2 separate regions of the Homo sapiens genome follow, and region 2 is linked to region 1. Evidence: chromatin loops called from intact Hi-C (ENCODE). Cell type or tissue: PC-9. All regions are shown on one strand. Each heading gives the region's core, and the rest is flanking DNA. Links, peaks and the distances in the headings are about the cores only.

Region 1 (2,908 bases), core at 105-2,604:
TTAAATATATACTGGGCTCATGCTGGGATTACAGGCATGAGCCACTGCACCAGGCCATATATGTGTGTGTGTGTATTTAAATATATACTGAGCTCATGCTGGGATTACAGGCATGAGCCACTGCATCAGGCCGTGTGTGCGTGTGTGTGTGTGTGTGTGTGTGTATTTAGAGACAGGGTCTTGCTCTGTTGCCCAGACTGGAATGCAGTGGTGCAATCACAGCTCACTATAACCTCGAGCTCCTGGGCTCAAGTGATCCTCCCACCTCAGCCTACAGGTGTGCACCAGCTAATTTTTTTTTTAATTGTATAGACAGGGTCTTGCTATGCTGTCCTGGCCAGAGTACAGTAACTATTCACAGGCACGATTATGGGGCACTGCAGTCTTGAACTGCTGGGCTCAAGCGATCCTCCCTCCTCACTGTCCCAAAGCCCTGGGATTACAGGTGTGAGCCGCTGTGCCTGGCTATCCCATTTATGGTTTGACAGGATCCCTCCCCAGCAGCGCTGGGAATAGGCAGCAGCAGGGTGAGGATGGAAGCAGGAGGAGCAATCAGGATGCTTCCACGGTGTCCCAAGCAAGAGCTGATGGTGGTCTGCACCAGGATGGCAGAAACAGGCAGTGAGGTGGGGTATAAGAGAGTCAAGAAGGACTCCAAAGTGTTTGGCCTGAACACCTGTAAGAGTGGCGTTGCCGCTTACTGAAGGAAATGGTTAATTGGAAAAAACCAAAAGTTTGTTTTATGACTTGACTAAACAGGAGGAGAACAAAGATGATGCAAAAGGAGAAGTCAGGGACAGCATCTAGATTCCTGAAGGAGAAAGGGGTCTGCTTCTGGCCTTGGCAGAGGTGGCTTTTCCTCACAACTGTGTTCTTGATCCTTTGGAACATGGGACAACCATTGGGGTCCCTGAGGCTGCTATAGTCACATGTCTTCTTCCACTGGAGATACTTTCTTTACCTTGTGGTCTCTTCGTTTTGATGCCTCAGGTAACACAGGCCAGGACTGCCCTGGAAATGAGAAAACTGAAGGGTCAATGCCTCATCACAAGTGACAGCCATGATTGAGAACACAGGGCTGTCATATCTTCCATTTCATCGAGAGGGACTAGAAATTCAGATTTTTATGCAAAATCTTCCAGTCTTCAAATACTGTCATGCAATAGTGCAGTGGCATAATCATGGCTCACTGCAGCCTCAACTGCCCCAGCTCAAGTGATTCTTCCACCTCGGCCTCCCAAGTAGCTAGGACCACAGGTGGGCATCATCACACCCGGCTACTTTTTTTTTATTATTTGTAGAGACCAAGTCTTGCCATGTTGCCCAGGCTAGTCTTGAACTCCTGGGCTCAGCCTCCCAAAGTACTGGGGTTACAGGTGTGAGTCACCAATTCAATTTTGTTTAAAAAAATTATATAGACCACAAAACACAACAGTGGCCTGGAGGTGGCCTGAGGGCCGCCACTATGCAATCACAGCTTTAGATCATGAGCTTGTGTTCCTTTCTGACTCACTCTCCCTGCCTGTGAAGCGGCGTTGAATATCTCACACATCTGCTGGGAGGCAGAAGAATTAGACCGTGTGAGGGATTAGGCTTATCAACTTCAGGATCTACCGAAACAGAGTGGCGTTACTGCTGTGGGTTATTAAAGCCATCAAGCCTGCGGTGCAATATCCCTTCATGAATCTTTGTTGACACCGCCAACAGTGCAAGTCTCTACACTAGAGTGCAATTCAGTTACTCACATTACTCAGTTATTTAGCTGAAACTCACTTATTTATTTCCCACAGCACCTAACAGTGCCTGACTCACAATACATAATCTGAAAGTAGTTGCTGTAGGTGACGTTAGTCATTTATTCACTCATTAACTCCACTAGGATTTTTTTTCCTTTGGTACCAATTATGTGCCTACTGTTGCCCGGGGGCCACTATGGAAAATACCCAGCCTCAACCGCACCCAGGTGACCATCCAGGTGTGAAGAACACACGGACCCCTGAGCGCTCAGTGGAAAGAGGACTGTCACTGCCAAGGAAGTAAATCCAGCTGTCCAGGTTTGCCTGGAACTGAGGAGTGTCTCAGAATATGGGACTTCAAGTGCTGGAACCAGGACAGTCCAAAGTAAAGCAGGATTGCCGGTCACCCTGAGTAGAATAACTAATAGTCACAAACATAGACTCAAAATCAGACATCGCGCAGTCACCCCTTTCCCACTGTCCTGGCTGTGTGATCTTAGACAAGTTACTTAACCTGTCCAAGCCTTTGTTTTCTTAGTTATAAAATGAGAATCTATCTTGTGAAGTGCTTTGAAGGACTAAATGAGAAAATACTCACTGTAAACATTCAATAAATGGCAGCCACCATCATCGGCATGATTCCTGGTAAAGGGGGAAAACTGTGGTTCTCCGACATTCCCAACACATTGTGTTTGTCCTTTTGTGGCGGGATCCTCAAGACCCAGCAGCTGCTCTCATGGTAATAACTCTGTGGCCTACTCCTCTTGGGGAGGACAACTCTGATCTGTTTTCTGAGGCTGGACGCAACATGAAGGAGGTCTTAGAACATTTTAACCAATTAAAGAGCTGAAAGGAGAAGTCAGTTACAATGGCAAGCAGCTACCTGGGTGATAACGAAATCCACGCACAATCAAGATATTCCACCTTCGTAGCAGGGATGTCTGGAGGGGCTGCAGAGTCCCCCCTTCTGCCCTCTATATTCCAAATGGGTTGTAGGCAGCACATACAAGACAACAGGCAACATTTTGACCCCTCCCCAAATTAAAAACCAAGGACATAACAATCCATTGAGAACACTCAGAGTGCCCCACCCTGGCAGTTGCTGTATCCTCATCCCACACTCCTGAGATATTGTGGTTCTCTGCTTCTCATCGCTCTCTGGCACCACATCT
Region 2 (2,908 bases), core at 160-2,659, 93 kb after region 1:
TTCCTATCAAAAGGAGTTCTACTTCCTTCCTACTTTTAGAGTACAGGTTCTCAGTTCTTTTTCTGAAATGCTTGGGACCAGGTGAGTTTCAGAATTTAGAAGTTTTCAGATTTTAGAAAGGCATCATGGAGCATACACCATATATTATATAATGCTGCCAGTGGGGCCTGGGCTATTCCCCCTGGATCAAACATCCTAATATTTCTGCAGAGAATACATAACCACTCACATTTGAGGGCAAATATAAAGATAACCAATAGCCTCCTGTTATCTCAGGCCAGGTTTTTGCTGCCAAATAAGTTCAGATCAGGTAAGGCCAGGTCTTGCTGCCAAACAAGTTACCAAACACATTTTCCAATTTTGAGAGTTTGTGGATTTTGGAATTGGAGGCAAGAGGCTGTTGACCTGCTGGAAAATAGGCTTCCCCTAGTGTTCCCATCTAGGGAAACTCAGGCATCCTCAGTGCCCTTTCTAGTGATGGCATGTGCCAGGCATTCATCTGGTTTGTTAAGTAAATGACTAAAGCCATGGAGAAACTCCTAAAAGCAACAAAAATCCCCCCTTCCAGCTTCACTGCTCATGCACAGTGCCACCTAGGAGACGGCCCTGCTCCCAAAGTGCAGCTCATGTCACTGATGGCCACTGTGGCTTAACACTAAGTAGGTGCTGTCATCATGACACCGTTTCAGAAAGTCATAAATGGACCCCACCCAGCACTCTTTCAGCCATCCTGGGATGCATCACTGGATAACTGGCTAGAAAGTGAGAGTATCAAACTCTCCTATCACCCAGCAGGGAAAGATGCCAAATGACCATCTTGGAGTTAATTTATCTCAGAGTTAAGAAGCAAAAGGAAGAAGATACCAAAAGGAAAGAGATATAGTGGTGGAGAGGGCGGAGGGGAAAGGAGGGAGAGAGGGGGAAGAATGCAGCAGATGTAAGAGGGATAAGGTTCCAGAAAATGCTGCTGAATGCACATGAGCGGAAGTCAGGTTAACCGTCATGAAAGTAATGAACAAAAGCCCCAACCAGCAGAAATTTGAACCACGGACATAATGAGTTCGACAACTCCCCACCTTCTACCCAGATAGCCACTCATGCAGAGGCCAGATGGGGAAACCTAGGAGAAAAGAAGTCTCCTGGATTCCTGAGACAGATCTGCGGATAAACCCACATATGGACAAAGACTCTTCCTCTTAGAGTCTGACCTGCTCTGACCCCAAAGTTCTCTAGGTACATTCCTACTACTTTTGGCCTGGGTCACTTCAGCCTCTGGGACTTTCTGATTGTTCCTCACCCAGATGTCCTCATGGCTCCTTCTCTCACCCCCTTCAGCTCTTTGCTCAATGGTCAACTTCTCCAGAAAGGCCTTCCCTGACCACATCATAAAATCGCACCACCTTCCCCCACCAACATGCCCCACCTTCCTCCTCTGCTTGATTTTTCTCCATAATACTGAGCACCACTGATACTTTAATCAGTGCACTGTCTGTCTTCCCACCACTGAAATGTAAGTGTCACAAGGGCACAGATTGCCATCTATTTTGTCCACTGCTCTCTCCCCTGCTCCCAGAATAGTGTCTGACACTAAGTAGGTATGCAGTAAATACTTTTTGCAATGAAGGAAATGACTCACACATACTCAGAGGCCCAGAACACAGAAGTTAGAAGGAACTTTAGCATTTTACAGGTGAGGAGCCAGAGATGAGACCTGCCCTAGGCAATGCTTCTAGTTAGCACCAGAGTTGGAAACATGTTGAGTAAAGCAAGGCTTTCCATTCATTCACAGTAACCCTCCCACACATACACAAGCCCACACAGACCATTTGGCACAACCTCAGCAGACTAGAAGATGAGATGATGGGGTTCAGTTTAGAGGCTCCCCAGCCCTCCACTGCTTATCAGCTGACTTAGTTCTCACTCTGATTCTGACTCCCCCAGAGCTGACTGACTCTGGCTCCCCCAGGGCAAGCTGCCTCCACTGGCAAAGGCTGCCATACAGAACCCAAGAGGAAGAGAAGCTAAAAGCCAGGAGGAGGAAAGGGAGGAGGAGTGGGAAGAGGAAGAGTCGGGGGAGCACAAGAGTGTTGAAGAGGAAAAGGCTGGCAACCTGGGGGAATAGGCCCGGCAGCTTCTAAGCACAAGCGACCCACCAGACGCTCCCTGCAAGCACGAATCAAACCAAAGCCAGCTACCCTGCCACCTGAACTTTCAAGACACCTACACCAAGATTAAAAGGCAGCTCCAGGAGACACAGCTCTGACAGCCTTCTTGCCTCTCAAACCTCCAGGTTCAGGCATGAGGACAAGGTTTCAGAGCTGCTGCCAGGCCGCTCGGCTGGCTGGACAGCACCAGCACTGGCTTAGGGAGCCGTATAAGGGAAGGAGGTGGGGGTGGGAGGGCTGGCAAGAGCCAGCGCACCCTGCCAGCCTTTGCCTTTTGCATGACTTGCCGGGAATGCCCCCATCAGACCAGCAGAGAGACAGGTGGACTCCAAGGTGGATTGGAGGAGAGAATGGGCAGCGCAGTGGGAAAGGAAGAATTTCATAGGAACAAGGAGGGTTTGAAGAATCAGCAAGACAGAGGGGACCCAGCACAGAGAAGTGGCTGGGGGGAATAAAAACAAATTCACGTTACCTTCCAGCCGTCCCTCTGGACCAAAAGGTACGGGGCTCCCCGCAGCAAAGCAATAGCAGAGGCTCCAGAAACAGAGCAGAGGAACGGAGTTGCTCATCCTGCCCCGCCACACCCCCTCCCAAGAAACAGAAGTTTTAAAAAACAAAAACCACCTCTTGGTGTTTCCAGCAATCCCGGCCGGTAAGACCCTTCTCTCGGCCAGGGGCTGGGGGACTGGAGGCAGAGAAGGTGGAAAATGAAAACTTGGCGGCACGGAGCCCGGGCGGTGGCA

Evidence for each region. Peaks named below come from ENCODE experiments on the same cell type or tissue, not always from the same donor. Only the 100,000 strongest peaks of a DNase experiment are listed, where the experiment ranks them.
Region 2: a loop joins it to region 1, with 6 times the contacts of the local background. A loop is called at or near these places in 4 of 110 quality-filtered maps.

Annotation. Positions count from the first base shown.
Region 1 is chr18:49,654,990-49,657,897 of GRCh38, reverse strand. The region is part of intron 1 of LOC105372112 (a long non-coding RNA gene); the gene reads right to left. Among named protein-coding and RNA genes, the nearest start is that of LIPG, 94 kb to the right of the region's middle. In PC-9, for the core only: no CTCF peak of the experiment used is centred there; a DNase peak (open chromatin) is centred at 1,617; H3K4me3 peaks cover 567 bases; H3K27ac peaks cover 1,802 bases.
Region 2 is chr18:49,562,135-49,565,042 of GRCh38, reverse strand. It overlaps LIPG (lipase G, endothelial type), which reads right to left. Exons shown (of 10, transcript NM_006033.4): 1 at 2,638-2,908. The coding sequence starts at 2,734. Among named protein-coding and RNA genes, the nearest start is that of LIPG, 1.5 kb to the right of the region's middle. RefSeq lists an enhancer at 2,279-2,779. In PC-9, for the core only: no CTCF peak of the experiment used is centred there; DNase peaks (open chromatin) are centred at 1,632 and 2,408; H3K4me3 peaks cover 2,500 bases; H3K27ac peaks cover 1,955 bases.